Linked DNA regions of Homo sapiens: regions 2, 3 and 4 are each linked to region 1. A link is a loop called in an ENCODE intact Hi-C map of the cell type or tissue named here. Cell type or tissue: CD4-positive, alpha-beta T cell. All regions are shown on one strand. Region 1 overlaps METTL8 (methyltransferase 8, tRNA N3-cytidine). Region 2 overlaps METTL8 (methyltransferase 8, tRNA N3-cytidine). Region 3 overlaps LOC107983995 (a long non-coding RNA gene). Region 4 has its middle 51 kb from the start of TLK1.

What was found. Peaks named below come from ENCODE experiments on the same cell type or tissue, not always from the same donor. Only the 100,000 strongest peaks of a DNase experiment are listed, where the experiment ranks them.
Region 2: a loop joins it to region 1, with 1.9 times the contacts of the local background. A loop is called at or near these places in 10 of 110 quality-filtered maps.
Region 3: it touches region 1 in a loop (2.0-fold over the local background); 11 of 110 quality-filtered maps call a loop at or near these places.
Region 4: it touches region 1 in a loop (7-fold over the local background); 5 of 110 quality-filtered maps call a loop at or near these places.

Annotation. Positions count from the first base shown.
Region 1 is chr2:171,412,389-171,420,388 of GRCh38, forward strand. The region is part of intron 1 of METTL8 (methyltransferase 8, tRNA N3-cytidine); the gene reads right to left. Among named protein-coding and RNA genes, the nearest start is that of METTL8, 18 kb to the right of the region's middle. RefSeq lists enhancers at 3,659-3,768, 3,779-3,828. In CD4-positive, alpha-beta T cell, CTCF peaks have their summits at 3,886 (motif pointing left) and 4,089; a DNase peak (open chromatin) is centred at 3,843.
Region 2 is chr2:171,315,898-171,323,897 of GRCh38, forward strand. It overlaps METTL8 (methyltransferase 8, tRNA N3-cytidine), which reads right to left. Exons shown (of 10, transcript NM_001321154.2): 10 at 1-8,000. Among named protein-coding and RNA genes, the nearest start is that of METTL8, 110 kb to the right of the region's middle. RefSeq lists enhancers at 1-785, 1,888-1,947, 2,675-2,774, 3,253-4,075, 4,221-4,270 and silencers at 862-1,156, 2,463-2,665. In CD4-positive, alpha-beta T cell, no CTCF peak of the experiment used is centred here; a DNase peak (open chromatin) is centred at 3,434; H3K4me3 peaks cover 791 bases; H3K27ac peaks cover 403 bases.
Region 3 is chr2:171,255,899-171,263,898 of GRCh38, forward strand. All of the region lies in intron 2 of LOC107983995 (a long non-coding RNA gene), which reads right to left. Among named protein-coding and RNA genes, the nearest start is that of TLK1, 99 kb to the left of the region's middle. In CD4-positive, alpha-beta T cell, no CTCF peak of the experiment used is centred here; a DNase peak (open chromatin) is centred at 4,943.
Region 4 is chr2:171,207,604-171,215,603 of GRCh38, forward strand. It overlaps a transcript of TLK1 not described here. Among named protein-coding and RNA genes, the nearest start is that of TLK1, 51 kb to the left of the region's middle. In CD4-positive, alpha-beta T cell, no CTCF peak of the experiment used is centred here; a DNase peak (open chromatin) is centred at 3,398; H3K4me3 peaks cover 899 bases; H3K27ac peaks cover 1,016 bases.

The DNA.
Region 1 (8,000 bases):
CAGACTTGCTCTCAGATTTCACTGGCCAGAATTTGGTCACAAACTATTCCCAAATCAATCTCTGGTAAGAGAATCTTAAACTAGAAGTTCTCAGAGTATGGTTCACGAATTCCTGGGGAACCCTACCCCCCTTTAGGCAGTCTTCAAAAGGCTAAAATTATTTTCATGATAATATCAACATATTATTTGCCTTAAAAAAAAAAAACACTGTAGTGCCATTTGCACCAATGGTGCACAGGCAATGTGGATAAAAGCATTAGCACCTTTGCCTAAATCAAAACAGTGGCATCAAACTATACAGAAGATCACTGTCTTCTTCACCAACTATGGACTCACAGAAAAAAAAAAAAGGCAGTTTCACGTAAGCATTTCCTTGATGAAGCAATAAAAATTGTTTTCACAGAGCATCATTTTAACTTTGGTATTTTCTCAAAAATAAATGAAGTAAGACTGCCAAGAAAACAACTGACACCATTTGTTGCCTTTGATAAAATTTAAGCTTTTAAGCAAAAATTAGAATTCTGGAAAACCTGTGTTCACCACTATAAGCCTAACAGCTTTCTAATTCTTAAACACTGTTCAGATGAGAACAAGATATTTTTGGCACTATAAAATGAAATGTGTCAACATTTGGAAGACCTATACAACTCAATGAGCCAGTATTTTCCAGATGACCAACATAAGATGATACAAAATCAAGCACGGGCTAAAGATCCAGTCAAAGTATAATACAAGACAGACCAATGGATTTTAATGTAGCAGAATATGAAAAATTCACTGACAAGGCTTCAAATTGTAATATTGCAATTAACCTTTAAGATACTACCACTTACTGGGATTTGGTGTAGTAGTAAAGTAGAATACCCATATTCATCTGAAGAGACAAAGCACTCCTCCCCTTTCTAACCACTTATAAAATATATCTGTGTGAGATCAGATTTCTTCACATATATCAACCAGAACAACATATCACAACAGACTTAATGCAGAAACAGATATAAGAATCCAGTCATCTCTTAGGTGAGACATTGAGATTTGCAAAAAATGTAAAACAATGCCATTCTTCTAATATTTTTCTTTTGGAAAATATTTTTTATAAAAATATGCCATAATAACATACAATGGGTTTATTAGTCTTATTTTTAAATCACTTAATAATGCAGTTTTTACAGGTGTTGTGATAAAAAAGATTTAATAAATATTTAAACAATTAATTTTTTCTTAGGTTACATTTCAAATGTAGTAAATATCCATAGCTACAAGCCACATAAACAAATGTTCTTTGGAGCCTTTATAATTTTTTAGTGTCTAGAGGTCCTGAGACCAAAAAGCTGGAGACTCGCTGCCTTAGATTAATTTTCTGGGTGATATGGATAGCGGAAAGCCCATCACACAGAAAACAGTAAAATAATCTTCTGTCATTTTGGCGAAGGTAAAAACACTGTGATAAATGGTGTGCAGGAACAGGCATTCTGGCAAACTGAGGGGGCACTGAACTGAGAGACCTTTCCTGAGGGGGCTTTGGTAATACATATGAAAATTTTAAAGAAAAAATTAGAAAGAAAATTTCGTTTCTAAAAATATATCCTATGGATATAATCAGAAGAATATATTAAGGATTTGTCATAGCATTATTTGTATATTACACTGAAAAACTACAATACAAATATTAATTTTTAGAAGACTGACTAAATTATTGTACATGCATAGAAAGGAAAATTATGTAGCTGCTTAAAAATGTTGCTAAAGCCAGGCACAGTGGCTCATCCCTGTAATTCCAGCCCTTTGAGAGGCCAAGGTGGGCGGATCACCTGAGGCTGGGAGTTTGAGACCAGCCTGACCAACGTGGAGAAACCCCATTTCTACTAAAAATACGAAATTAGCTGGGTGTGGTGGTACATGCCTGTAATCCCAGCTACTCGAGAGGCTGAGGCAGGAGAATTGCTTGAACCCGGGAGGCGGAGGATGCGGTGAGCTGAGATCGCACCACTGCACTCCAGCCTGGGCAACAAGAGCGAAACTCCGTCTCAAAAAAAAAAAAAAACATCTTGCTAAAGGCTGGCCCCAGTAGCTCACACCTGTAATCCCAGGACTTTGGGAGGCCAAGACAGGCAGATCATTTGAGGCCAGGAGTTAAAGACCAGACTGGGAAACATAGTGAGACCCCCATCTCTACAAAAAATTAAAAAATTAGCTGGGCATGGTGGTGTGTACCTGTGGTCCCAGCTTCTTGGGTGGCTGAGGCAGGAGGATGACTGGAATCTGGGAGGTTGAAACTGCAGTGAGCCATAATTGCACCACTGCACTCCAGCCTAGGTGACAGAGTGAGGCTCTGTTTCTGAAAAAAAAAAAAAAGGTTACTAAAACCCTAAATTTATTGGTATGTGATATGGTTTGGCTGTGTCTCCACCCAAATCTTATCTTGAATTGTAGCTCTCATAATTCCCACATGTTGCGGGAGGCATCTGGTGGGAGATAAATGAATCATGGGGGCGGTTTCTCCCATACTATTCTCGTGGTAGTGAATAAGTCTCACGAGATCTGATGGTTTTATAAGGGGAAACCCCTTTCACTTGGCTCACATTCTCTCTCTTGCCTGCTGCCATGTAAACTGTGCCTTTTGCCTTCTGCCATGATTGTGAGGCCTCCCCAGCCACATGAAACTGTGAGTCCATTAAACCTCTTTTTCTTTATAAATTACCCAGTCTGGGGTATGTCTTTATCAGCAGGATGAAAATGAACTAACATGGTATGAAAAGATGTCCATGATTTATTAGGTAGAAAAAAAAAGTCAGGTACAAGATAGTATTTATAGTACGGTCTCATCTTAAAAAATTAATGTCTATATACCAAGAAACATGCATATGCATAGGGAAAGTCTAGTAGAATTTATAGCAGTTGTCACTGATTGAAAGGCTCACAGATCTTCCTTGCATTTTCTTCTTAATATATCTCGAAATCTTTTTTTTTTTTTTTTTTTTTTTGACAGAGTCTCACTCTGTTGCCCAGGCTGGAGTGCAGTGGCGCGATCTTGGCTCACTGCAACCTCTGCCACCCGGGTTCAAGCAATTCTCTGCCTCAGCCTCCCAAGTAGCTGGGATTATAGGCCCCTGTCACCATGCCTGGCTAATTTTTGTATTTTTAGTACAGGTGGGGTTTCACCATGTTGGCCAGGCTGGTCTTGAACTCCTGACCTTGTGATCCACCCGCCTTGGCCTCCCAAAGTGCTGGGATTACAGGCATTAGCTACCACGCCTGGCCTAAAATATTCTTTTTTCTATGTAAACCCAAATTACCTTTATAATTAGAAAATATAAAAATATTTTAAAATCACTAAATATACAAATTCTATATAATACTCATGAGTAGAGGATCCACTCTAGGGAATAAAAGATGGTATAATAGGCAGTAGGTGACAGCAACACTAGAATGCTGGATTCTGGACCCAAATAGCCAAGGGTAAATGTCCAGAGAAGAGTTGCTTAAAAGACCTCTAATTGTCAGACTGGGTAAGGCAGATGATTATGGATGCTGATTAAGGTGGAGCAAAGAACCAGGAAGTAGAAAGAAATTATTAGAAAAGGAAAAGGGTAACAGGAGAATGTGGGAAACCAACAGCCCATGCTAGAATGCTGAATTCCAGTTATCTAGAAACCTCCTATTCATCAACTATGGCAGGCACTTGCTACACTGTTGTTTGACATTATGGCTGCTCTCTCTTTCCATTTGATGACTGTGTTTCTGACGCGCCAGGATCGTTTCATTTATAGTACTTGTTAATCATCAGACAGAAAACACAGATGGTACCAGTCAGGTCTGCCCAGCCTTGCTGCTGAAGCTGGAGTCAGCTCCTAGGAAAGCTCGTGCACCCTCTGCTGGTCATCTCTACACCAGGACAAGAGGATCTGTGTCCAAAGGAGGTAGGTAGCTTCCCATATCACAGGGATTCACCTTTGTATTCTCCAGCTAATTTCAGTGAAGACTTTGGGAACCATTTCCTCAAACTGCCACCTCAAACAGACAATTCCAGACTAAAACAATGCCTTCCTTTATTATGCCAAAGAGAAACATCCTAAAAACTAAAGTGCTGTGAGAAAATTTTCCATCAAGAGCATTTTAAGTTCAACGATTTCACCTTATTACTTAATAATTAAAGGTGTCCAGATGGCTGCAACACTTAATATGGCTATAAAGCTCCATTAGCCTTTACTCTGGTTGAAAATCTGAGAACCACTCTAACAGATCTTATTTGTACAGATTTTATAACTTACAAAAGCTCTCACATTCATTTTCACATCTGATCTTCAACTATCCTGTAAGTGAGGGACAAGGGTGGGAAAAGCATTTCTGTTATCACTGTTGTACAGATGCAGGAGCTGAGGCTCGAGCACTTGGTCACATAGCCACAAGAGCCCACTCTCCAAGCAGGCTCCTGACTCCAGATTCTATGTTCTACTTAGTACGCTATTCCATCTGAGCTGCTGATCCATCAGAAGTTTTCTAAAGAGTTGGCATGAATTTTAGCAGAGAGGTAAAAGACCGGAAATACATGTTTCCATAATACATCCCACTTTTGCTTCAAATGTCATCTAAATTTTAGATGCTGAACCCTACATCTGAGGGGTTTGCATTGCAGGCAGTGCTTTTCCCAAAAAGAACATCAGCTTAACAAGGGAAGTGGATATCTTAGTAAGAAATCTACTGAAAACCAAATAAAATTAACTTAGAATTTCTATGTGTGGCATGTCTATGCCCATAAAAAGTAGATCCTGTCAGGCTTTGTAGCTTTCACTAAGTCAGTGCTATATATGAAGCATGAAACTGGGTTGGGGATTCTCAAGTTCTGGTCCTGCTTTCTCTTGAATCTTTATAATCTCGATGATTTTCCCCATGAAAACAAAGTATTATGGATACTGTTCTGTTGGAGTGCCAAGCTAAAAATCAGTATGCTGAAGAAGAGAGATGCAGTGAAATTTAGCCATAATCACCAAAACTAAAGAACAAAAGTAGTAATAATAAATAGATTCAAACAATTATATAAGGTTTGCTTTGTGCTAGGCACTACTCCAAGTCATACACATGCACACACACACAAATTCATTTAGTCCTCCCAAGAATCTTCACTAACAGATAAAGAAATTGAAGCACAGAGAAGTTAAGTAGTTCTAGTTACTTAAGGTAGCCAGGGTTACACAGATACTAAGCAGTGAGGCTGAGATCTGAACCCAGGCAGGCTGGTACGTGAGTTCATCTTCTTAATTACTAAGTTGTGCTATCCCTATATAGTGGTGTCTACCATATTCCTGCTGCATTTTTAAAGTAAACTTTTAATTTCAGATTTATAAAAATGTTACAGATAGTACAGAGAGTTTCCATATATGTGATATAGTTTCCCCCACTATTAAATCTTACATTATTATGGTATATTTATTATAATTAACAACTCAATAGTAATACATTATTATAAACTTAAGTCCATACTTTATTCAATTTCCTTAATTTTTATCTAATGTCCTTTTTCTGTTCCGGGACCCCTTATTACATGAGATCATGTCATCATGTCTTTTTTTTTTGAGATGGAGTCTCACTCTGTCATCCAGGCTGGAGCGCAGTGGCGCAATCTCGGCTCACTGCAAGCTCCGCCTCCTGGGTTCACGCCTTTCTCCTGCCTTAGCCTCCCGAGTAGCTGGGACTACAGGTGCCCGCCACCATGCCCGGCTAATTTTTTGTATTTTTAGTAGAGATGGGGTGTCACTGTGTTAGCCAGGATGGTCTCGATCTCCTGACCTCATGATCCACCCGTGTCAATCTCCCAAAGTGCTGGGATTACAGGTGTGAGCCACCGCACCCGGCCATGTCATCATATCTTCTTAGGCTCCTATTTATTCTGACAGTATCTCAGATTTTCCTTGTTTATGAAGACCTTGACAGTTTTGAGGTATACTAGTCGGGGTTTAACAGGTTTCTCCCCACTGTTAAGGTATATGCCCCTTTTACATAGTGTACTCTTTGGAAGGAAATCATTATGCAGAGCCCACATTTAAAAAGTGGGCACTTAGGCTCTACCTCCTTAAGGGCAGAATATCTACACAAAATATTTGGAATTCTTTTGCATGGACGATTTGTCTCTTCTCTCCCATTCATTTATTTATTCAATCCTTTATTTATATCAGTACAGACCAGGGATACTTATGTTATACTTCATGTTATAACTAAATACTAACAGTTATTTTGCTGCTCAAATTATTTTGAGCTTTGGCCATTAAGAGCTCTTTCAAGCCAGGCATGGTGGCTTATGCCTGGGATTATAATCCCAGCACTTTGGGAGGCCGAAGCTGGAGGATCACCTAAGCTCAGGAGTTCAAGACCAGTCTGGACAACATGGCGAAACCCCATCTCTACCAAAAATACAAAAAATTAGCCAGGCATAGTAGCATGTGCCTGTGGCCCCAGCTACTTGGGAGGCTGAGGTGGGAAGACTGCTTGACCCCAGGAGGCGGAGGCTGCAGTGAGCCGAGATCATGCCACTGTACTCCAGCCTGGGTGACTATACTCCAGTATAAGTATAGTCCGGTATGAGTATACTCCAGTATGAGTATAGTCACGCAGCGTGACAGAGTGAGACCCTGTCTCAAAAAAAAAAAAAAATCCTCTTTCAGTTGGCTCCTATATTCCTTTTGACATAGTTCCATCACTGTGTTTTTGTTTTTAGCACTTGCTTACTTTCTGGCACTCATTTTGTGTATTCCTTGATCTAGTCCTAGAAACAGCCATTTCTACAAAGAATCTTTGTTCCTTTTATTAGAGAATGGTCTGGGCACCAGGTGTGTTCCTTGCTACTAGGTTGTCCTTGCTTCTCAGTCCTCTCAAGGGACAAAGCAAGGAAATATAGGTGTGCATAATAAACCAAGTATATACATATATCTATATATAATGTGTTTCTATATGCATTCATCTGTATCTATATTAAACTAGAGTTCATACTACTAGCTCCAACTCTAATCTATTACCACACAGATAACTCCAGCCTTCCCTTCTTGCTTGTCTATAGCCTTCTACTCCAACAGTAAGAAACCTGGTTCCTATCATCACCATCCAGTTAATAATTGTTCGATTCTAGTACACCTGTATAGTGGTTTCAGAATTATTACCCCATACTGCCACAGGAAACTTTATCAACTGCAGTATAGTGCTTATGTACAGTTCCCATTGCCTTTAGTCTTACGGTCTCATTTCCAAAGTTACTCAGGTCAACACCTTTTCTCTGGCCCCCTTCAGTGAGGTTATTGCATACATTTGTAATACAGTTAGATTATTTTGTCACTCTGCATTCCATCCTGGAATCCCCACACTCCTGATATCATTTTAAAAATTCTGAACATGTTAAATTCCACTCTGTGCTGTACATAACACATGCATGGTGTCATGTACCCACCATTATAGTCTCAGACAAAATAGTTCCACCACCCTAAAAAAATCCCATGTGACTGATTTAAATCTCTCCCTTCCCCAAACTCCCTGTTTCTGTTACATTTTCTAAACAGAGAATGTACTGTATATCATTGCTTCTCATCCTTTCCCCTAACAACATGTTCACATTTATAAATATGTGATCTCACTTCAATCCTGAGTGTTCCCACCAAGCAGATGACTGAGTAAAACTTAGAGAAACAAAGTGTTGGCTGGGCACGGTGGCTCACACCTGTAATCCCAGCACTTTGGGAGGCCAAGGTGGGCGGATCACTTGAGCTCAGGAGTTCAAGACCAGCCTAGGCAATGTGGTGAAACCCTGTCTCTACAAAAAATATAAAAATTTTATTTAAAAACAACAACAAAAGAAAGCGGCTTGGTCAAGATCTCAGGGAGTGATGGTGCTGGCACTAGAACTTGTAGCTTTTGACTCCTGGTATGATGCTCTTCCCGCTAGACTATTCTTTTGTCTTTTCAGTAGAGAGTGGCATGGTTATGCAGAGAGACAAGAAGAAGAAAAAGAAGATGAG
Region 2 (8,000 bases), 96 kb before region 1:
GTAACCCAAGCCAAATTCCTCTGGTGTCACAGTTCCTCCTATACCAGGCCAGGCACTTGCCAATGACACTGGAGTAGGGGTAAGCCCTGGGTGTGTTGTGTAGTGTGTGACGTAGTAGGTGAAAAACAGCAAAGAGGTAATTCTTTATTCTCGAGAGCTTCCTCGTGCACATGATCAGCTTTTGCACATGCTTGGAGGAAAAACAACACTATTAAAATGTCTTTTTAAAAGTCAAAGCTAAATGAGTATGCAATAAAGCTTTGAGAAATGGAAAAGAAAATCTATGAGGAAAACGTCAGCTTGCTTATCCAGGGAATGAGCAGGACTTAATTCTCATGCCGGCATGGGGCTGCCGGGCACCCAGCTCCTTTCCTGTGGGTAGAAAACAAGTCCCCAAGTTGCTACTGAGCCAAACTGTAAAGGCCAGTCAGGAAATGAGCAGCAGTGCTGAATGGGGAAGCCTGGATCCATGGTTTTTTCCTAAAGTAAACAAAAGATCTGCAAAAGTATTTCCTTGCACTATTTGGCAAGAGAAAGAAGCACCTGGAGAGTGAGTTAGGGAGAGAAAGCATGGAAGAAATGTGAGTAAAACAAGGAAGATTATAATGAAGCTTTGTCTCACTAATCTCCAGAGCCCAGGTGTTCTATTAAGAAACAAAGCTGCAAATGAAGAGACATCTCAGAGAGTGGTGGATTAAGAATATATTCATGGAAAGGATAGATCTTCCTTGCTTTTTGGGATCCTGAATTTCATCTTTCATTTGGATTAAAAAGAAACTTAAAAAATATCTTGTAGAAAGTCAAAGTAAAGATATAAATATTAAAATAAATGAGGGCTGCGAAAGAAAAAGTATGAGCAATGAGAAAAGCAATTATCCTTGGAGGCAGAAATTTCTTTCTTGTTTCAATGCAGCATGTGATACTGGCAATTTCAGCCATTCTCTTTCAGGCAATTTTCAGTGCGAGTGCCAAATGCTGCTTAGGGGGATATGTCTCTGCTCACCTGAGGGAGCAGGGCACAACTAAAGATGTAAGGAGAGCGATCGCATTCTTTACGCCAAGCATTCTGTTTAGCAGGACTGCCTCAGGAGGAACACAAGTTGCTCTCAGGAGGCAGAAGGTGAGAGAAATGAGGCAGCAATTACATAGTGTTGCTTGTGCTAAGTACAGAGCATTAAAAACAAAAAACAAAAAAGCCCCACTAATGCAGTGGACTCAGCAGCGGGCTCATTGCTAATTTTAGGAAGTCACACAGGTTTAGTGCTTGCTTCCAGCGGAAAAGCCTTAAAAGCCCAAAGGGTGACTGTCCTCCAGTGTTTTTTGAAACAACCAACACTTGATATATAAAGGTTAACTGAGGAAAAAATTAATTTCTGCGTTTTCTGCAATGAACTAGGAGCAATGGATTGAAAATATTTGGCCAAATAATTTTTATAAGCATAACAAAATTCCATTTTTCTGGACCAAACCTCATCAGCCCAACTAGGAAAGACGATGCTGGAGCTTTAGGAGGCAATCAAAGGCTCATTTTATTTGATAGGTAACATCTGATACAGAAGCATTTCCCGCCCTGGGCCCTGGATCTACTCAGTGCCTACCTGCTGGAGAAAATCAAAGATAAAGACCCAGATCACTGGGATGCCAAGGACACAGCTAGCTGGACACTATTTGAAGTCTATGTGCTCAAGTATTGCTTTTTTTCCCTCTTTATGTAACGTTAACGTGTATTTATTCATTCAGCTAACTCTAGCTGTTCCTTACTTAAGGTTAAGTGGTTGTGAAACCACAGACACTGTAGAATCAGAAGCTGTTGTTTTAAACTCTTGGCCAAGTAGCAGTGCCTTGTAGCTTGCCTTTGCCGAGCTCCAGGGGCAGCTGAGGGTGGGCTGTCTGACCATCTGGAGATTTCAGTGTGCTCCATCCATCTCATGCCAACCTGACTTGCCAGAATTAGGGTCACTGTGCTCTGAGACACTTTGAGATGATGCTCAAGGGAGCTGTGCTCTGCAGCCTCCTGGGTCCCTTCTGCAGGTGCACTTGCTTTTTCAATCTGATGCTATTTTTCTTACCCTCTGTAGGCACTCACACGCAGAACTATTATTACTTGCTTGTTACTGCATGTTGCTGATTCATACTCATAGGAAAAAGTAATTTTATCTTCAACACCTCTTCCTTGTCATTTAAGACATATGTTAATGAAAGACAGATTTTGGCATCCACTTTTCTCTGTAGCTTTGAGGCCACAATATAGATTCATTATAAATGAAGATGCAACTGTTATTTTACTTCTATTTATATTTATAACTACACCAAAGCCATCTTGCGGGTACCTTTGCGCCTCTCAAATCCCCAACCATATTCCAAGAAACCGTATTCCAAGAAATGCTCAACATTTCATGCCTGAATTGGTATTAATGTGGCATTAATGTACATACAATGTTTTAAATAACGATGTTTTCACTCATATTTTATTATGGACACCTCCTGATTTCACATATTTTACATTACCCTAGAGCTGAATCCTTTTGAAGACATTTTAAGGGTTTTTTTTCCCCACTGCAGTACAGAATGCTTTTTTTCTTTAAGCGAGGAGTATGCAAGTGAGAGTGCTCTGCGAGGAGGGATGCCAAGTGGAAGGCTGAAGCCTGAGGGGGTGGGGCGAGTGCAGAACTAGGCAGAAGCAGAATGCTGAAAAGAACTGATTGAAAGCTTTTTGCTTTGTCATTCCTCTCAGTTCCTTTCCTTCTCTTCTTTTCCAATTTGTAATTGTGGACAAGTGTAACCTACTTATTTGCTAGAATGATTGGATCTAGAATGAGCCATAACCTTGAAGGTCGTCTGAAACAAACTCCTCTCCACTGCTATCGTTTTCTGCTTGACTCAGAAAGCTCTTTCTTCCCTGGTGCCTTTCCCAGCAGCATTTGGGCCCATCCATTACAAGAGCAGCAAGTAGAGGTTTTGGAATCAGAGAGTTCTGGGTCCGAGTTGTGACTCTGCTACTTACTAGATGTGGTATCCTGAGCAAGTTACCCAACATCTCTTCTGTAAATGGTTATCATCAAAATGAATTCCTAGGAGTTTGAGGATTAAATAATGTGTATAGTATACACAAAATCTAGCATTCAGAGCTAAATTAAGAGTAGCTAAGCAGTTCAATAGGAACTAGGACCCATGCTTCCTGTTTGACTCTGAGGCAACACTTTTTTCCATGGAAAGATACTGTCTTTCTTACAATGTCTCATAAAACCTTTGAAAAAGTCACTGTTGCTGGAATACTGTGTGTACTGCCTTGTAGATTAATAACAATACCTCACATATATTTAATGCTCTAGAATTGACAATGCACTTTCACAAGCGGGGAAAATACCCACGCCAACACTAAGTCTCCTGATGACTAACAGAGGCAGGAAGCAGGAGGAGCAGAGGCTTTGAAAGAGGTCGATTAGTGATGCAAATGTGAAGTTATCTGCACTTGTGAGGAGCATAACAAACATCAAAACCAATTAGAAGTAACAATGTGTGATCTATTCAGGCTTCAGGACTTTGATGAGTTGGAAGTTTTGGGGTTTAACAATCCAGATGGTTCTGATAGCTTTAAGTTTTGCCTCCAAGAGGGCAGCTATCTGCATATGGGTGAATTTTCACGTACAAGCTAGAGTACAGCAACGACTTAGAATCACACACGGGTAGAAACCGGGACGTGTTCACAATTTGTAGACAAAGCATATGGAATCGAGAGAGGCAAAGCAAATAAGTTCTCAGAAGTCAATGTTAAATGGGTGTTTCAATACAGGCAAATGTGTCATACCGAATGCAAAACTTTTAATAATAGAAACTGTTATCTTGACTTTCTCACAACCTTCGGAAACAGTTCCTCATGTGTGAGAATTTTTACATTTGGACGATGCTCAAAAGTGAATTTTTAGAAATGGAGAAAAAAATGAAGGGTGCATTTAAACAATATATTCCATTGTTTCTGTACTGTAAGAAGATGAAAGAATATACCTTTTACTCCTGGAAAGAAAATGGTCCTTTTGAAATTCAGCTCTCTCAGAAGATGAATTTTTAAATATCAAACTCTGCCTAACCAACTGGTCCTAGCTTTATGGATGTGAGGGGTAAATTAGAATTTCATGCAGTTATCAAATATTTTAAACTAATACCCAAGCAGTTACATTTGCAACGCTTCATGATTTCTTAACATCTATAGACAAAATTCCAAATAGGTCTTTCCCTTTTCTTTCTGTGCCAAAATCTACATTTCTATCTAGCAGCAAACCCCGAGAAGGAAGTTGTTGTAGGTAGGTTAAGAGACAGAAAGACTGACCAGGCAAGCAGAAGACACTGGTGGAAATGGCCCTGCTGCGCAGCCATGTGGAATAGGAAGGCTATGCTGGACAGAGCCCAAAAGAGACCAGTTTGTGTCTCACAGTCCAAATTTGGTTGATGTATTTTTGAAGCTTCTAAAGGTTAACTCACATGCTGTAATACATTATAGAAAGACACGAAGCCGAATTTTACTGTGCCAGTCAAGAGGCTGGCTTGAATCCGCTATTTAGAACTGAGAGAGACAGTACAATTTACATGTGTGAGAATGTGAGAATAATTTTACCTTCTGTTGTTTTTGAAACCACCTTGGGCCATGATTTTTAAACGGAGACACAAGGAGATCTGCTGGGGTTCCCATAGCAACATTAACTTATCTAAACTGCCCTTGCTGTATGTAATACTTTCATGACTAGTTTGGCTTTTTAATGTACACTTTAATTATGAAATACAACTGAGTTAAGAGTCTTGGGCAAATTTTAATGTTTATATTTACTGACTTATGCATGTTTAAACAGAAAGCTTGATAATTGTACTTTTGAGGACTTGCCATCAAGGCAAGTTTGTGCAAAAACCTTTATGTGGTCTTCCTTGCCACTGATCTCTGACCTCACTCCATTCCATTCTATAGACAACTCCTCAACCTCTCTCAATACATTTATAAGACACCATATCTCAAACTGATCTCAGATGGCTCCAGTTCAGAGACTAGAAGTCATACACCTGCTAGTCTAGGTTATCTACAAGCTGACCCCCTTCCCATCTTTTCTACCTATCCCTCATCATTAATGTCCCACACCACACTTGTCTTCTCACCATCTGCTGAGAATGTACATTCAAGAACTAGCCTGAGACCTACCTCCCCCAAGAAACCTGATTCTTCTCCATTCTTTTTCAGAGCTAATCTCTCTCTCTCTCTCTGGAAATACTATTACTACTGCTACCACTGCTATATGATGTGTTGGCTGTGACTGGACAGCATCCCTCCCCTGGTGTTTTTTGACAGCAGTGTCTTGATTTTCCTTTGAAGAACTTTCTTCCATTCCAGGAAGTGAAATTTCCTTCCACTCCAGGTTGGAGTGCAGTGGTGCGATCTCAGCTCACTGCAACCTCTGCCTCCCAGGCTCAAAAGATCCTCCCAGCTCAGCCTCCTGAGTAGCTGGGACAACAGGTGCGTGCCACCATCACTGGCTAATTTTTGTATTTTTGGTAGAGATAGGGTTTTTCCCATGTTGCCCATTCTGGTGGCATCATCAATTAAGCTGCCCTGCCCCAGCCTGTTAAGAGATGAACCAATGACTAAAGCTGGACCAATGATATTCTTCTAGAAATTGGATTTTAAGTGAATTCAGAAAGAAAAAACAGTTGGAACTTAATTATTCCAATGATGGTTCTTTCAAGAGAGTATTTATTTATTCTAGGTTCTGTGGTTCATAATCAAAGTCTGCTAGCTGGTAAGTTCCCTATTTGAGTGTTTGTATATTGTCTTAGATCATGATTTACAGGTTTGGGATATGCACATTTTGTTTTGCCAGCTGTACTCTATTTATGCTCCCTGAAGAGCATAAACAAGGCTGGGTCTTTATTGTTCATATTATTCCACTGAATTTAGCACTCAATATGTAAGTAGTCAATAAATATTATGTAATGAGTATGAGACTAATCTTAAAAACTTCATTTCTACAAAATGTGATTTGCAAGCCAACTTATGTCCTTTTTGAAGCAAGGGAGTAAATAAATTTTTTTTTTTTTTTTTGATACGCAGTCTAACAACTGTCACCCAGGCTGGAGGGCAGTGGTGTCATCTCGGCTCACTGCAACCTCTGCCTCCCGGGTTCAAGTGATTCTCCTGCCTCAGCCTCCCGAGTAGCTGGGATTACAGGTGCCCACCACCACGCCTGGCTAATTTTTTTTGTATTTTTAGTAGAGACAGGGTTTCACAGTGTTGGTCAGGCTGGTCTTGAACTCCTGACCTCATGATCCGCCTCCTCGGCCTCCCAAAGTGCTGGGATTACGGGCTTGAGCGACTGCGCCCGGCCCTCGAGGGGATAAATACATTTTTAACTGCCACAATTTAAGAATTCTCTTGGGTATGACAGTTGTCTTAAACAGAGCTTACCACTGATACCAGAAAGGGTCTGGATCCAGACGCCAAGAGAGGATTCTTGGATCTTGTGCAAGAAAGAATTGAGTCCATACAGCAAAGTGAAAACAAGTTTAAGTAAAGAATAGGCTGGGCGCGGTGGCTCACACCTGTAATCCCAGCACTTTGGGAGGCCGAGGCGGGCGGATCACAAGGTCAGGAGATTGAGACCATCCTGGCTAACATGGTGAAACCCCGTCTCTACTAAAAATACAAAAAAAAAAAAAATTAGCTGGGCATGGTGGTGGGTGCTTGTAGTCCCAGCTACTCAGGAGGCTGAAGCAAGAGAATGGCGTGAACCCGGGAGGTGGAGCTGGCAGTGAGCTGAGATCACGCCACTGCACTCCAGCCTGGGTGCCAGAGCAAGACTCCATCTCAAAAAAAAAAAAAAAAAAAAAGTAAAACATAAAGAATGGCTACTCCATAGGCAGAGCAGCCCCAAGGGCTACTGGTTGCCCATTTTTAAGGTTATTTCTTGATTATATGCTACACAAGGGGTGGATTATTCAGGCCTCCCCTTTGTAGACCATATGGGTAACTTCCTGATGTTGCCATGGCATTTGTAAACTATCATGGCACTGGTGGGAGTGTAGCAGTGAGGACAGCCAGAGGACACTCTCATTGCCATCTTGGTTTTGGTGGCATTTGGCCGGCTTCTTCACTGCAACCTGTTTTATCAGCAAGGTCTGTATGACCTGTATCTTGTACTGACTTCCTATCTCATCCTGTGACTAAGAATGTCTTAACCTCCTGGGATTGCAGCCTAGTAGGTCTCAGCTTCATTTTACACAGTCCCTATTCAAGATGAAGTTGCTCTGGTTCAAAAGCCCTTGATACAAGAGCTTGTCAGCTTACATACCTTTTTTTTTTTTTTTTTTTTTTTTGGAGACAAGGTCTCACCATGTCACCCAGTTTGGAGCGCAGTGGTACAATCTCAGCTCACTGCAACCTCCGCCTCCGAGGCTCAAGCGATCCTCCCACCTCAGTCTCCTGAGTAGCTGGGACCACAGGTGTGTGCCACCATGCCTGGCTAATTTTTGTATTCTTGGGAGAGACAGGGTTTTGCCATGTTGTCCAGGCTGGTCTTGAACTCCTGAGCTCAACCGATCTGCCTGCCTCAGCCCCCCAAAGTGCTGGGATTACAGGTGCGAGCCATTGCACCTGGCCTAACAACTTGTATATCTAAGAATAGCCTGAAAATAATGTCAGCATGGGCTGTACTTCCCCAATTTTAGGAAAGGAAAGAGGAACTAAAATTCTATTTCAGATATGAGCCTCTGAATTTCAAAAAAAAATTGGGAGAAAATAGACAACAACAAGACAAAAAATAATACACTTTGACCTTGGGCTTGTTGTAGCTTTCCCTGGAAATAAGGTGTGCTTTCTCTCTGCAATCAGATGACAATGGGAAGAGTCTGACTGTGTTTGGGAACTGGTTTACTAAGCCTAAACAAATAAACAATTTTTTTTACTTGCAAAAAATGTCAAGTTACATTTTCTCAAAATTACTTGACATAATACTAACTTAATT
Region 3 (8,000 bases), 160 kb before region 1:
AAATGTAATTGTCAGGCCTGGCGCGGTGGCTCATGCCTGTAATCCCAGCACTTTGGGAGGCTGAGGCGGGCAGATCATGAGGTCAGGAGTTCGAGACCAGCCTGGCCAACATGGTGAAACTGCATCTCTACTAAAAATACAAAAATTAGCTGGGCGTGGTGCTGTGTACCTGTAATCCTAGCTACTCAGGAGGCTGAGGCAGGAGAATCACTTGAACCCAGGAGGTGGAGGTTGCAGTGAGCCAAGATCGCACAACTGCACTCCAGCCTGGGTGACAGAGGAAGACGCTGTCTCAAAAAAAAAAAAAAAAAAAAAAAAAAAATGCAATTGTCCTAAGACCAGAAAAGATGAACCACTAGAGAAGAGAAAAGACTAAAAGTCATCATGCCCACACAGACTCTTCATCTATTCTTCTGAGGGCACTCTGAGAGAATACCTGGGAGACTTTATCTATGTAATAAGACAACCTTTGTTCACAGTGAAGTTCCACCCCTCATCTTCCTGCCACCTCCCCCAGAGCTCAGAGGAACTTTGTCCCAAGCCATTGTCTGTTTTTTGGACTCATTCATTTCCCTTGAAAATAACTTCTGCCCTTCATAACTGCCTACATTTCCCATTTCTCTCTTCCCTATGAAATTGGTGCTATCTAAGCTTCAGCTACCGGGCCTTTGAGTCTCATATTTGTGGGACTACCATGTCCACGTGCATGTTAATGAACTTGTATGCTTTTTCTCCTGTCAATCTGTCTATTGTCTGTTTATTTTGGCAGGATGACTCAATTATTGAACCTTCAGAGGGAAAGTTTAAATTTTCCTACAATATATTTGCTGTGTCTCCCTCTTTCTCTTGCTAAATTCCCTTCTCCAGAGATGTGCTCTTAACAGTCTTTCCCACTTTGAATTTTGAATTTGCCTCCTCTCTCTGGAATTGAACATACTTTCATTTTTTTTTAAATACTATCTTGGCCGGGTGCAGTGGCTCACGCCTGTAATCCCAGCACTTTGGGAGTCTGAGGTGGGCGGATCTCAAGGTCAAGAGATCGAGACCATCCTGGCTAACATGGTGAAACCCCATCTCTACTAAAAATACAAAAAATTAGCTGGGCATGGTGGCGGGTGCCTATAGTCCCAGATACTTGGGAGGCTGAGGCAAGAGAATCACTTGAACCGGGGAGGCAGAAGTTGCAGTGAGCCGAGATCGCACCACTGCATTCCAGCCTGGGGCGACAGAGCGCGACTCTGTCTCAAAAAAAAAAAAATGTGTGTGTGTGTGTGTGTGTGTGTGTGTGTGTGTGTGTGTGACACAAGATCTCATCTCACTTTATCACCCAGGCTGGAGTGCAGTGGTGTGATCTTGGCTCACTGCAACCTCTGCTTCCCAGGCTCAAGTGATCCTCCTACCCAAGCCTCCTGAGTAGCTGGGATTACAGGCGTGAACCACCATGCCTAGCTAATTTTTGTTGTTGTTGTTTTGTTTTGTTTTTGAGACGGAGTTTCGCTCTTGTTGCCCAGGCTGGAGTACAATGGTGTGATCTCGGCTCACTACAACCTCTGCCTCCCAGGTTCAAGCGATTCTCCTGCCTCAGCCTCCTGAGTAGCTGGGATTACAGGCGTGCACCACCAAGCCCAGCTAATTTTGTATTTTTAGTAGACACAGGTTTTCTCTATGTTGGCCAGGCTGGTCGCAAACTCCCAACCTCAGGTGATCCACCCGCCTCGGCCTCCCAAAGTGCTGGGATTAGAGGGGTGAGCCACCGCGCCCAGCCAATGTCCTGCTAATTTTTGTATTTTTTGTAGAGACAGGGTCTCATCATGTTGCCCAGGCTGGTCTTAAACTCCTGAGCTCAAGTGATCTGCCTGCCTCAGCTTCCCGAAGTCATCCTATTTGCTGTCAAATACTAGATCTTATTCATTCTTTCAATTTTTTAATACACATTAATCATCCCCACTTGCCCCCTACTCCTCCAAACTACCCTTCCCAGCCTCTGGGAACCATCATTCTATTCTCTATTTCCATGAGTTCAATTGTTTTAATTTTTAGCTCCAAAAACAACCACCTCATGAATCTTAAAAGCAAGATGCAAAATGTTCAATGTTTCCGAATAATTTAATTGCATCCCAGAACAAAGATCAGGTATATTTATAAGAATACAAAAATATCCTGCACCCAATAGATTAAAATTCACAATATTATGCATTAAAAAAACTCGCCAGGCATGCAAAGAAACAGGAAAATATAACCAATAAGGAAGAGGAAAATAAACTAGTTGAAACTGATAAAAAAAACTAACACAGATATAGGAATTAGTAACAAGGATATTAAAATAGTAGTTATTATTATATTCCAGATATTTGAAAAGTTAAGGAGAGACAGGAACTATTTTAAAACCATAAATCAGATTTCTAGAGATAAAAACTATAATATCTGAGATTAAAATTACACTGATGAGATTAATGGCAAAAGAAAAGATTAGTGAATCTGAAGACATAGCAATAGAACTGATCCAAAAATAAAACACAAAGAGAAAAGAGAATTAAAAACAAGAATGAAAAGAGCATCAGTGAGCTGTAGGAAAACTTTAAGCAGTTTGATTTATATGTAATTGTTGTCCCTAAAGTAGCGGGAGGGACAGAAAAGCTATTCAAAGGAATAATAGCTGAAAATTTTCTGGTTTTGATGAAAACTAAAAACCTACAGGTCCAAGAAAGTCAATAAATCCTAAGCACAAAAATATGAAGAAAATGAGTACACTAAGGCACATCAGAATCAAACTGCTCAAAATTAGTGATGAAGAGATAATACTAAAAGTAGCCAGAGAAGAAAAGACACATTATATACAGAAGACCAAAGATAAGGATGACAGAAGACTCCTCATAGGAAACAATGATACAGGTGATAAGACAGTGGAGCAACATCTTTAAGCTACTGAAGGAAAAAACAAACTGTTACCTAGAAATTTATACCCAGCAAAAATATTTTTTAAAGATGAAGGTGGAATAAATACTTTTTCAGACATACCAAAGCCGGAATAATTTATCACTAACAGATCTGCAATATAAGAAATGTTAAAGGAAATCCTTCAGGCAGAAGGAAAATAACACCTGATGGAAATATGATTATACAGAAAATTCAGAGCAACAAAAATGATAACTACATGGACAAATACGTAAGACTTTTTCTCTTATAATTTGAATATCTTTAAAATATATTGACTGTTTAAACAAAAATAATAACAATGTGTTGTGGGGATTACAACATATGCATAAAGAAAACAGTAGCCTAAGTGCTGGGAGGGAAAAGTGGAGTTATGTAATTATAAAATTCTGTGGCCTGGCGCCGTGGCTCACGCCTGTAATCTAACACTTTGGGAGGCTGAGACAGGCGGATCACTTGAGGTCATCAGTTCAAGACCAGCCTGTCCAACATGGTGAAACCCCATCTCTACTAAAAATACAAAAATGAGCCGGGTGTGGTGGTGGGTGCCTGTAGTCCCAGTTACTTGGGAGGCTGGAGCAGAAGAATCATCTCTACTAAAAATACAAAAATTAGCTGGCCATGATGGCATGTGCCTGAAATCTCAGCTACTCGGGAGGCTGAGGCATGAGAATTGCTTGTACCCAGGACGTAGAGGTTGCAGTGAGCTGAGATGGTGCCACTGCACTCCAGCCTGGCAATAGAGTGAGACTCCATCTCCAAAAGAAAAAGGAAAAAGGACTGGTGCGGTGGCTCACACCTGTAATACCAGCACTTTGGGAGGCCGAAACAGGAGGATCACGAGGTCAGGAGTTCAAGACCACCCTGGCCAACATAGTGAAACCCCATCTCTACTAAAAATACAAAAAATCAGCCGGGTGTGGTGGCAGGTGCCTGTAATCCCAGCTACTTTGGAGACTGAGGCAGGAGAATCGCTTGAACCCGGGAGGTGGAGGTTGCAGTGAGTGGAGATTGCGCCACTGCATTCCAGCTTGGGCAACAGTGCAAGACTCCATCTCAAAAAAAAAGAAGAAAAAAAAAAGAACAAAAGGCTCAATAATAAGAAAACAACACAATTAAAAAAATAAGCAAAAGAATCAAACAAACATGGGTGACAAATAAGCATATGAAGCATATAAGAAGATGCTCAGCATCATTAGTCATTAGGAAAATGCAAATTAAAACCATAACTACTGAATGGCTAAAATTAAAAAGACTGACCATACCAGGTGTTGGTGAGGAGGTAGAGGAACTTGAACTCTTATACCTTGCTGGGGAAAGTATAAAACAGTACAACCACTCTGGAAAACAGTTTGTCAGTTTCTTAGAAAGTTAAACATAAACCTACCATTTTATCCAGCCATTCACTCTTAGGTATAAGAGAAAAAACATGCATCTATATAGAATTATGCATAAATGTTCATAGAATCTTCATTGGTAATAGCCCCAAACTGGAAACAACCCAAATGTCCATGTACAGGTGAAACAAACCGGTATATCCAGCTGATGGGATACTACCCAGCAATAAAAAGAAATGAACAATTGATACATTCAACAACATGGATGAATCCGCAAATAATTAATGCTGAGCAAAAGAGGCCAGACCAGAAAAAGAGTATGCACTGTATGAGTTCATTTATATAACATGCTAGGAAACGCAAACTAACGTATAGTGACAGAAAGCAGATTAGTGGTTTCCTGGTGGATGAGGAGATGTGAAAGAACAGGAAGAAAGTGTTACAAAAGCAAAGAAACTTTTTGAGGTATTTTCACTATATTAATTGTGGTTATGGTTTCATAGTTGCATATGTGAAAGGAAGATAAAATCATGGAACCCCAAATTCACGATGCCAAAAGGGAAAAGTTAAGCTTGGAAGCTGAGTCATGAAAAAAAACCCCAAAACTGCCTTTATCTTTGTTCCTAAACTGATAGCTACAGATAGAAGGCCACAGGGGGCCTCCCTCACCTTGACAATGTAAATGAACAGCTTATCTTCATGGACTTGGGGGTGGAGGAGTGAGGGGAAAGAGGAGATTCGAAATCCCCTTCCATCCTGAGCTGAATGCATGTTTGACTGCTTTTCTACTCTATGTTTACTTCACCTTATGTAAAAGAGCAGATTTACTGAGTGTGAGTCAAATACATAATTGATTTTTCCCCTACCCCTTCCTTTTCATGCACATGTGACTTCACAAGAATGTGACCATGCCCTTCCTCTTTTTTTTCTTTCCCCTTTCCCCTCCTGCCTACTTTTCCCCTTTAAAATTGAAGCCCCCAAAATTCTCTGCAGAAAAAATAAGGGCCACAGATCCTGCTGTGGCTTGTGTCTCTTTTTCCTGGGTGTGTATTCAACCTCAGCAAAATAAACCTCTAAACTGATTGAGACCTGTCTCAGATACTTTTTGGTTTACATATATGTATGTCAAAACCTATCGAGTTGTACATTTCAACTATATGTTATTTATTGTAAGTCAGTTATACCCCAATAAAGCTGTAGAAACATAAATATTAGTTATTTTTAAAAATCAGTGCTAGGGGCCAGGCACGGTGGCTCACGCCTGTAATCCTAGCACTTTGGGAGTCCAAGGCGGGCGGATCACCTGAGGTCAGGAGTTCGAGACCAGCCTGGGCAACATGGTAAAACCCCGTCTCTACTAAAAGCACAAAAATTAGCCAGGCTTGGTGGCATGTGCCTGTAATCCCAGCTACTCGGGAGTCTGAGGCAGGAGAATCACTTGAACCCAGGAGGCGGAGGCTGCAGTGAGCTGAGATTGTGCCACTGCACTCCAGCCTGGGAAAGGAGAGCAAAACTCCATCTCCAAAACAAATCAGTGTTAGACTTTACCACACTCTGGCCTTATGACTCTTTGAAGCTGAGATTCTTTTAGTCATCAACATGGTTCTGGCCTAGGAACTAGTAGTTCTTCTGTGGAGTTAGAGAGCAGATAAAGGCCTGTTCTTCTACAGACAAGTTCTTTGCAAGCCATCCAAGGTGATGGAAAGGAGGTGGGGGCCACAGAGTTGAGCTTTTTTCTTTCTTCCAGGAAGAAATTAAAGACCCTTGGGGTTTTTCAATCACAATTCTCTTGACCTACTTGAGTCACTATGGGGCAGGATGCTTTGTTTCATTTCATAGAAACAAAGAGTGAGCATAAATTCTAAACAAAGTAATGTATTTGTAGATGGTCTTGTCTCTTGACGCAGATATAAAGCCTATCTTCTGAGAGAGGACAAAGAGATTAGTATGTGCCTTGCTTAAGAACAATAGACAAATGTTACAGCCTGTTAACTCCATCTGCTTCCCAAAAGAAGAAAGAATTTTTACAATGAAGTGTCAGAGGGTCTTCAGGCCCCATACGGGAGATTTTCCCAAGGGAAGCCCATAACAACCTTCCTGTGTATTTAAGCCAATATGTTCCAGCTCCTAGAGTGGGGCTCCTTGTCCTTAATTGTGGAATAAAAAGCTTTGTCTTATTGAAAGAATTTGAGGCATAGGGAGAAGGGGAAGTATTTTGGTTGGTGGGGAGGGAAGTCACAAGGTTGCATGCTTTCCTGGCTACGATGGAATCATTTGTGTAGTGAAGAAACTGAATCATCCAAAGGAAAGTATCGTCAGCTACCATATTCCAGAAATCATTTGCTTTCCTGAGGCACTGGGTGACTGAAGCAGATACATTGCAGGCACATGCCTGTAAGAGCCAAGGAATTCAACTTTTTTTTTTTTTTTCTTTGAGACAGAGTCTCGCACTTTCACCCAGGCTGGAGTGCAGTGGCGCGATCTCGGCTCACTCCAAGCTCCACCTCCCGGGTTCACGCCATTCTCCTGCCTCAGCCTCCTGAGTAGCTGGGACTACAGGCACCTGCCACCGCGCCTGGCTAATTTTTTGTATTTTTGGTAGAGATGGGGTTTCATTGTGTTAGCCAGCATGGTCTCGATCTCCTGACCTCGTGATCTGCCCACCTCGGCCTCCCAAAATGCTGGGATTACAGGCGTGAGCCACTGCACCTGGTTGGAATTCAACTTTTTTTTTTTTTTTTTTTTTTGAGTCAGAATCTCGCTCTGTCCCTCAGGTTGGAGTGCAGTGGTGTGATCTCAGCTCACTGCAGCCTCCACCTCTCGGGTTCCAAGCGATTCTCATGTCTCAGTCTCCTGAGTAGCTAGGGTTACAGGCACCTACCACCACACCCAGCTAAATTTTGTATTTTTAGTAGAGATGGGGTTTCTCCATGCCAGGAATTCAACTTTGTTTTTGTTTTTGTTTTTTTGAGATGGAGTTTCACTCTTGTTGCCCAGGCTGGAGTGCAATGGCACGATCTCAGCTCACCACAACCTCTACCTCCTGGGTTCAAGTGATTCTCCTGCCTCAGCCTCCCGAGTAGCTGAGATTACAGGCATGCACCACCATGCCCGGCTAATTTTTTTTTTTTAGTAGAGACGAGGTTTCTCAATGTTGGTCAGGCTGGGCTCGAACTGCCGACCTCAGGTGATCTGCCTGCCTCAGCCTGCCAAAGTGCTGGGATTACAGACATGAGCTACCATGCCCGGCCAGGAATTCAACTTTGGAGGCCCCATTTCTCCATTCTTTCTTTTCTGGGTTTGTGGGGCTATATTTCCCTTTCCTCTCTTCCTAATATAACTTTCCATACCTCAGCTGCCTCCCTGGCGCCAGGGCTGCCATCCCAGCAGGCCAAGAGGCAGACCGCTCTGCAGCGTGATGTGTTTTTTATGTTTCTGGCCATCTTTCTAGTCTTCTGCACAAGTGGAGTGTGTGAGGGGAACCCCTGCAGGAGAGTTACTGAGGACTACAGACTCTACTTCTGGCAGGTTGCCCTGCTGGGGAATCAGGCATTGGTCTCAGTCAGCTGGATGGGGCTGGGATCTATTTTCTATTTCCAGGTTCCCAGCGCGCATGTTCTTGTTTCCTGATGGTGCAACACTGAGGCTCAGCTATATGGCCGGGGAGATCTGTGAAATAAATGTGGGCATTTCATGTCATGTCTGGAAATTCCTGTGGAACTCTGGAGA
Region 4 (8,000 bases), 200 kb before region 1:
GGGCATGTTTGGAGATGGGGGGATATAGGAACTCTTTATACTTTCTGTTTGATTTTGCTGTGATCCTAAAAGGGCTCTAAAAATAAAATCTATTTTTAAAAGGGAGGGGAGTCTAGACTAGTCAATGATACAGGATTGAATCACTTTCTTTTTGTCACCCAGGCTGGAGTACAGTGGCATGATCTCGGCTCACTGCAACCTCCACCTCCCACGTCCAAGTGATTCTCTTCTCAGACCTCAGCCTCCCAAGTAGCTGGGATTACAGCTGTCTGCCACCACGGCCAACTAATTTTTTGTATTTTTAGTAGAGATGGAGTTTCACCATGTTGGTCAGGCTGGTCTCGAACTCCTGACCTCAAGTGATCTGCCTGCCTCAGCCTCCCAAAGTGCTGGGATTACAGGTGTGAGCCACTGCGCCCAGCCAGGTTTGAATCACTTTCAAAGATACAAGCCTATTTCAACTAAATTAACAACCCAGGCTCTCTAACCTAAATTAGTCTGATTTAGTCTTCTTTTTTCTTTTTCTTTTTTTACTTTTGGCTTTAGTAAAATTAATGTAATCCTGGGAAAGTATAGAAATTAGTATTACTGCAACCTTAGGAAGGTATAAGAATAGACTTTTTATAAAATAAATTGAATTCATGGTGTTGCTATTTTTAAATTGTAAGTATAAGTTTTATTCTCACTGTTGTTTAAGGCATTTGAAGAATTCTAAATAATCCTTCAAATTAAATTTGTAATTAAATTTTAAATCATTGAAGGATTTTAATTAATTATGTTTAGAAACAATGTTTAAATGCTCAAGGAAACTGATTTTCTGAGTTTTATTTATTAGCTATATAAACTTAGAGCATTAATTACATTATAAGAGTGGAGAGTTCTCCTCTCCGTGCTTAAAAACCCCTGAGACTTCAAGAATCCTCAAAATAGTACAGATCAAAAGCCCTAAAAATGCATGTACTCCCAGAACAACATAATCAACTTTAAGAAATTTATTTTAAGGCTATAATTAAAATGAGCAAAGGTGTAGCTCTAAGGATATTAATCCTAGTGCTGCTAAATGTAACAAAAGTAGAAGCAACTTAAACATTCAAAAATGAGGCATTTGATATTGACAACCATCCCAAAGTTTACAACTCATTCTCTTGGGGAAGCTGTGAAAAATTAGTTACTGTTCCCTGCAGGTGGGACTGCAAAATGATGCAAGCCCAGTGCAGAGCATTTTAGCAGTGTCTATCAAAATAATAAATGCACTTTGACTCAACAATTCCACTTCTAGGAATTTATCTTAGCAATACATCTGTACTTGTAGGAAATGACATGTATGAGTTTATTCTTTGCCCCTCTGTTTGCAACAGAAGAAAAATTAGAGACAACCTTGTATAGAAGACACTGGTTAAGTAAACCATGGTTCAGCTACACAATTGTATATTTTCTGGCTATAGGAGAGAATGGGGAAGCTCTTTATGTACTGATAATGGAGAAGCTTCAGAAATATGTTGCTTTTTAGAAAAAGTAAGGTGCAGCACAGCGTAAATAGTGTGTTCCCTTTGTGTAAGAAAGTAGGGGAAATAAGAGCATGTATTTGCATTTGCTTTTATTTGCATAAGGAAACATTGGAAGAATACACAAGAAACTAATAAAAGGGGTTACTTATATGGAACAGGGGTGGGATGGAAGTATTTATCTTTTTATATTGTTTTGATTTTGAACCATATGAATGTTTTTCTTATTCAAAAAATTAAGTTTAAGTTAGGACTGCTAAATAAATTATTAGGTATCTATGTGATAGAATGCTAGATAGCGATGAAAATTTATATTGTAAGTGTTTAAATATACACAGAAATGTTCAAATATATATTGGGTAAGAAAAGCAGGTTATAAGAAAGTAATATATACTCCTATAACCTAAGAAATTATATTTATTTCTTTAGTATAGTTTACAAAATCTGACGCAGTAATGTGTCCTTTTGTAAGTCTATTTGTTGAAGTCCTAATTCCCATATCTCATAATGTGACTGTATTTGAAGATATGATCTTTAAGGAGGTAATTATAATGAGTTACAGTGAGGTCATTAGGTGAGCCCTAATCCAATATGCCTGGAGTCCTTATAAGAAGAGGAAATTTGGACACAGAATATGTACGAAGTGAAGACCATATGAAGACAGAGAGAAAACGGTCATCTACAAGCCAAGAAGAGAGATCTTGAAAGAAACTAACCTTGCCTACACCTTGGTCTTGGACTTCTAGCCTCCAGAATTGAAAGAAAATAAATTTTTGTCATTTCAGCTACCCAATCCATGAAACTTTGTTACCGCAGCCCTAGCAAACTAATGACAATACTGATACACATTCTCAAAATTTCCAGGAGCTTGTAGGCACAGGCAGTGTATGGGAATGCCTGTTTTGTACCTCCTATTAGCTAATCAGGTAAATCAAAATACAGTGTCATGTCTTCATTTATGTTTATTTACATTTTCCTTATGTTAAAAAGTTGTATTACTGTTCTGAATTTGAATGTCATTATAGTACCATGATCAGCCAAGCAACTGATTATTTTTAGATGAATAGAGCTGAACTGGAATGTGGCAACCAAGGTGTGTATTATAGCGGCCCCTCTGAAAGAGAAATAAGGTTATAATGCCACTCACACCTTCACGTTCTTTTTTTATTATTTTTTTTTTTTATAGGAGACAAGGGTTTCACTATGTTGCCTAGGCTAGAATGCGGCTATAGGAGAGAATGAACTCCTGGGCTCAAGCAATCCTCCTGAGTAGCTGGGACTACAGGCACATACCACCACACCCAGCCATGGTCAGTATCTTCCCTTTAAGTGTAATAGCCCTGGCTGGGGCTGCTCCCCACCAAGACCACATCTAGGCAAGTATTTGCGAAAGAAAAGAATTTCGATTTCAGACGTAATCAGAAAAATCTCTGACTAGTATATCCAATTAATACATCCAATGGGCTAAGCACCACAGTAAACAAAAACAATGCCCTGTGCAAAAACAAAGTCAAACAAAACAAACACACAAACAAACACCCAGTCTTAATGTTCACGGACACTTCGGACTCTGACTTTTTTGCATTGTATTGCAACATCCTTATATCTGAACCACCTAGAGACTAAACTAAACTAGGACAATTTACAAGGGAGAATTTGCCGGCTAATTAAATTAGGGCAAGGTTAATTCATTGAGAGAATGCCGTGAAATGTTGAGAAGAAATCTAGGAACTGATAACAGGATCTAGGCTTCTCTGACTGTTACCAGGAGGGAGAAGGGAAGCTGCATTTGAAGCTGAATATATCCAGGAGGCTGAGAGAGTAACTTCAGCCAGCAGGTATATACAGCCGGATGTGCCAGGGACAGCAGTCATAAGCAGCCAGCCCAGAAGGCACTTCTTCAGATATGTCCACATTATCTCCTATGATCTTTGCGGTGACATCCTTTGGGCACATGAAAACCTTACTTTTGGTTGATTTCTCTGCTTCCTGCCCCATGTTACATTCTTAGATACTAAAAAGCACTCTGAAGACAGATGCTCAACAATTCAGAGACCTCGAATCCTACAAGAATGTTAGTGCCTGTAACACAGTTTACATTGCTGTAGAGCCTTTCATGCGACAAAAATTTAAACAAGCATTGTTTTATTACTTACTTTTACTGGCTCCCTTTCTATAACCGGTTTGGGTTGTAGGAAGCCTTTTGGTTTTCACCACGAATTATATCAAACCGTTTGTCACGGTAAGTTCACTTCCTCTTTCTTTTCTTGTGTAGTTGAACTCACCTAAGATGCATGGCTTACCCTATACTTATTTAATACACCAGAAATATAATATACAAAGATACTTCATTGAGGTGCATACAAAAGTGTAATTGTTCAATGCTATTTTGCACAGACTACACTCAGTCATAAATGTATCTAGTGATATCTGAGTTAAATGGATGCTTTTTTTTTTTGAGATTAGAGTCTTGCGCTGTCGCCCAGGCTGGAGTGCAATGGCGCGATGTTGGTTCACTGCAGCATCCGCCTCCCGGGTTCAAGTGGTTCTCCTGCCTCAGCCCCCTGAATAGCTGGGATTACAGGCGCACCCCACCACGCCAGGCTAATTTTTGTATTTTTAGTAGAGATGGAGTTTCACCATGTTGGTCAGACTGGTCTCGAACTCCTGACCTCGTGATCCACCCGCCTCGGCCTCCCAAAGTGCTGGGATTACAGGCGTGAGCCACTGTGCCCGGCCTCTTTTTTTTTTTTTCAAGACAGAGTCTCACTCTGTCACCCAGGCTGGAGTGCAGTGGTGCAATCTCGGCTCACTGCAACCGCTGCCTCCTGGGTTCAAGCGATTCTCCTGCCTCAGTCACCCGAGTAGCTGGAATTACAGGCATGCACCACTACGCCCAGCTAATTTTTTGTACTTTGGTAGAGACAGGGTTTCACCATTTTGGCCAGGCTGGTCTCGAACTCCTGACTTCAGGTGATCCACCTACCTCCCAAAGTGCTGGGATTACAGGCGTGAGCCACCATGCCTGGCCTCCTCTCGTTTTAAAGCTTGTCTAACAAGCCTTTCCGGACCTCCAGAAATCAATTAACATCTGCATAAGCTCAGCCTGGCCACTCCAGCAGCTGTTTTATCATAGAGAAACATTCCTGGCTCCCCTGCCCCCACCCTCACCCCTTGCCGCCCCCTCCTTCACCTCCCCCACCGCCCCCAAGCTTCACTCCCTGTTATGCTGCCTTTTTGCAACTTTAACCTGACACCCCCAATTTTCCCAACATCTGTTCAGTTGATGTTATCTTTATATCTGGTAATAGGTCCTTGATGTTTGATTTCATTATACCTTTGCCTGGGTAAATAAACATGTTCCCCCTAAGGAAATAAGGGACATCATTTTAGACGTCCTTTATCAATGTCAGTGGAGTCTAAGGGAAAAGGATTTGGAACCAGGAGATAGAAGACTTCAGTTCCAGCACCGGCTCCTTTTAAAACTGGTTGTGTGACTTCGGAAAAGAAATTTAAGTCCTTTCTACCTCTAGCATGTAATTTCTTAACTGTAAAAAAAATTATAAACCCACTCTGTCCTCATAATTTTTATCATCAAAGGACATTTATTAAATGCCTACTTAGTGATGAGAGCTTGCATTTGGGGTAAGGCAGGCAGTCAGAGCCCCTGTTAATCAGGGGTCTTTAGCAAGATATTTGAGCTTCCTATGATTGTACACAGCATTTTAGTTTTAGTGCTCTGTGCACATGAAGAAATAAGAGGAAAACAGCAAAAAGCGTTTTGTTTTTTTTTAAAAAAAACAAGCAAAATGTATTTAACATGAAAAAACTTGTTTTATCCTAATTTCATATCTGATCTACATCTTTGCTATGAAAAAAGTCATCTCCTTTATGAAATTATGGCCAGAGTAGACATTACTTTGTAAAATTGTCCTTCTTACCAAAGTGAAAAGTTATAAAGCCTTTTCTAAAAAAATTTTTTTTTAGAAAAAATATTTTTATCTCCAAAAGGTTTTGCTAATGGGTGAATTCCAAGTCTGGCTCCGCTAGACTACAGGGCTCTATATCAGGCCATATCTTTCTTTTTCTTTTCTTTTCTTTTCTTTTTTTTTTTGAGACAGGGTCTTTTGCCCAGGCTGGAGTACAGTGGCATGACAATCATGGCTCACTGCAGCCTCGACCTCCTGGGCTCGGGTGATCCTCCCAACCTCAGCCTGCCAGGTAGCTGGGACTACAGGCATGCACCACCGTGCCCAGCTAATTTATGTATTTTTTGTAGAGACAGTGTTTCACAGTATTGCCCAGGTGGATCTTGAATTCCTGGGCTCAAGCAGTCCTCTCACCTCGACCTCCCAAAGTGCCAGGATTACAGCTATGAGCCACCATGCCAGGCCTATATCTTTTTTTTAAAAAAAAAAATTTATTTTAGTTTGGGCCCGGTGGCTCATTCCTATAATCCCAACACTTTGGGAGGCTGAGGCGGGAGGGCAACATAGTAAGAATTACTTTCTACAAAAACATGTAAAAAAACATTAGCTGGGCATGATGGCATGCACCTGTAGTCCCAGTTAGTTGGGAGGCTGAGGTGGGAGGATCACTTGACCCCTGGAGTTTGAGGCTTATATTTTTTTAGAGATAAGGTCTAGTTCTGTCACCCATGCTAGAATGCTATGGCATGATCATGGCTCACTGTAGCCTCAAACTCCTGGGCTCAAATGATCCTCCCACCTCAGCCTCCCAAGTAGCTGGGACTACAGGCACATGCCACCATGCCCAGCAATTTAAAAAAAATTTTTTTTTTAGAGAAGAGGTCTTGTTATGTTGACCAGGCTGGTCTCAAACTCCAGCCATATCTTTCTTGAGGAGTGTGGAGCTCACCTCTAGCAGCCATCATCTTCTTTCAGACTCTGGTGAATAGTTTTAGAAAATTTTTAATGAAAAAAAAAAATTAGCCGGGCATGGTGGCACATGCCTGTAGTTTCAGCTACTCGGGAGGCTGAGGAAGGAAGATTGCTTGAGCCCAGGAGCTCAAGGCTGCAGTGAGCTTTATCAAGCCACTGCACTCCAGCCTGGGCAACAGAGTGAGATCCTGTCTCAAGAAAAAAGACAAAAGAAAATTCTGAGCTGGGCAAGGTGGGACCTAGTGTCTTCTCTGCCTCTTAGTATCCATACGGCTTGGGTGAGTCACGTAACCCTTCTGCACCTCAGCTTCTTAATCTCTACAATGGGGTCTAGATAAGGTCACTAACTGTCTGTCTTTATCCTAATGGGACATCTGAGAATGACATGTGCGCATGCATGGCTCTCTGTGCCCCAGTCCCCAGGCACTAGTTGTATACAACTTCACCCATTCGTACTCCCTTGATAAAGCACACCTGAATGCCAGGTGTGTTAAATTGATACAATTTTAACAGTGGTTCTCAAACTGGAGTGGGCATCAGAGTCGCCTTGAGGGCTTGTTAATCATTGGTTGCCAGGCCCCACCCTACAATTTCTGATTCAGTTAAGTCTGCAGTGAGGCTGAAAAATTTGCATTTCTATTAAGTTCCCAGGTGATGCGAAGTTGCTGGTCTTGGAAGAACCATACTTTGAGGACCAATGTATGATAAGAACTTAGAATCCCCTGGAATTTAGTAATTAATCAATCAGTCATAAGCTGCACTTTTATTATTTCTAACAAATTACTTTCTATACTTTGCTTCAACTCCTGAATTAGTAACCCCTCAAGGTCTTCCAGCTAAAGAATTCTGTGATGTTTAAGTGAGTCAAGACAATGGGCCTTGATTCAGCAACTGAAGCCTGACTCCGCCTGCAATCATGTTCTCTTTCAACTCTTTTCTTTTTTTTTTTGAGACGGGGCCTTGCTCTGTCTCCCAGGCTGGTGTATAGTCATATGATCATGGCCCATTGTAACCTCTAACTCCTGGGTTCAAGCAATCCTCCCATCTTAGTCTCCCGAGTAGCTGGGACTACAGGTTGGCAACACCACACCTGGCTAATTTTTGTAGTTTTTGTAGAGGCGGGCACTTGCTATGTTGCCCAGGCTAGTCTCAAATGCCTGGGCTCAAGTGATCTGCCCACCTCAGCCTCCCAAAATGCTGGGATTACAGGCGTGAGCCGCCGTGCCCACTCTCTCTCTCAACTCTTTCAGTATCCTCTCCACCTCACCTTCCACTCCACCTACATAAAGACACTAACATTCAGTTTCATAGGAAAGAGGATGGCTTATTGTGTTTAGTTTCCAACACAAATACAGAACAGAGTGCTCTTCTCCAAGTCTTGTCAGTTGTGATGCTCTTTTTCCTCAGCGATCTGAGGGAATCAAGTCTGCATTCAGGCTCTGCTGTGGCTGGAGTTAGGTCACACTAGGCAGAGCAAATCTGCTTTAAGAATGTCCAAGACAGGCACGGTGATGTATTGCTCTTACTCTGATAGAGCCTACAGGTCATTTTAAGTTGAAATCCAAAAGGAACCAAAGGAAATTTAAATTATATA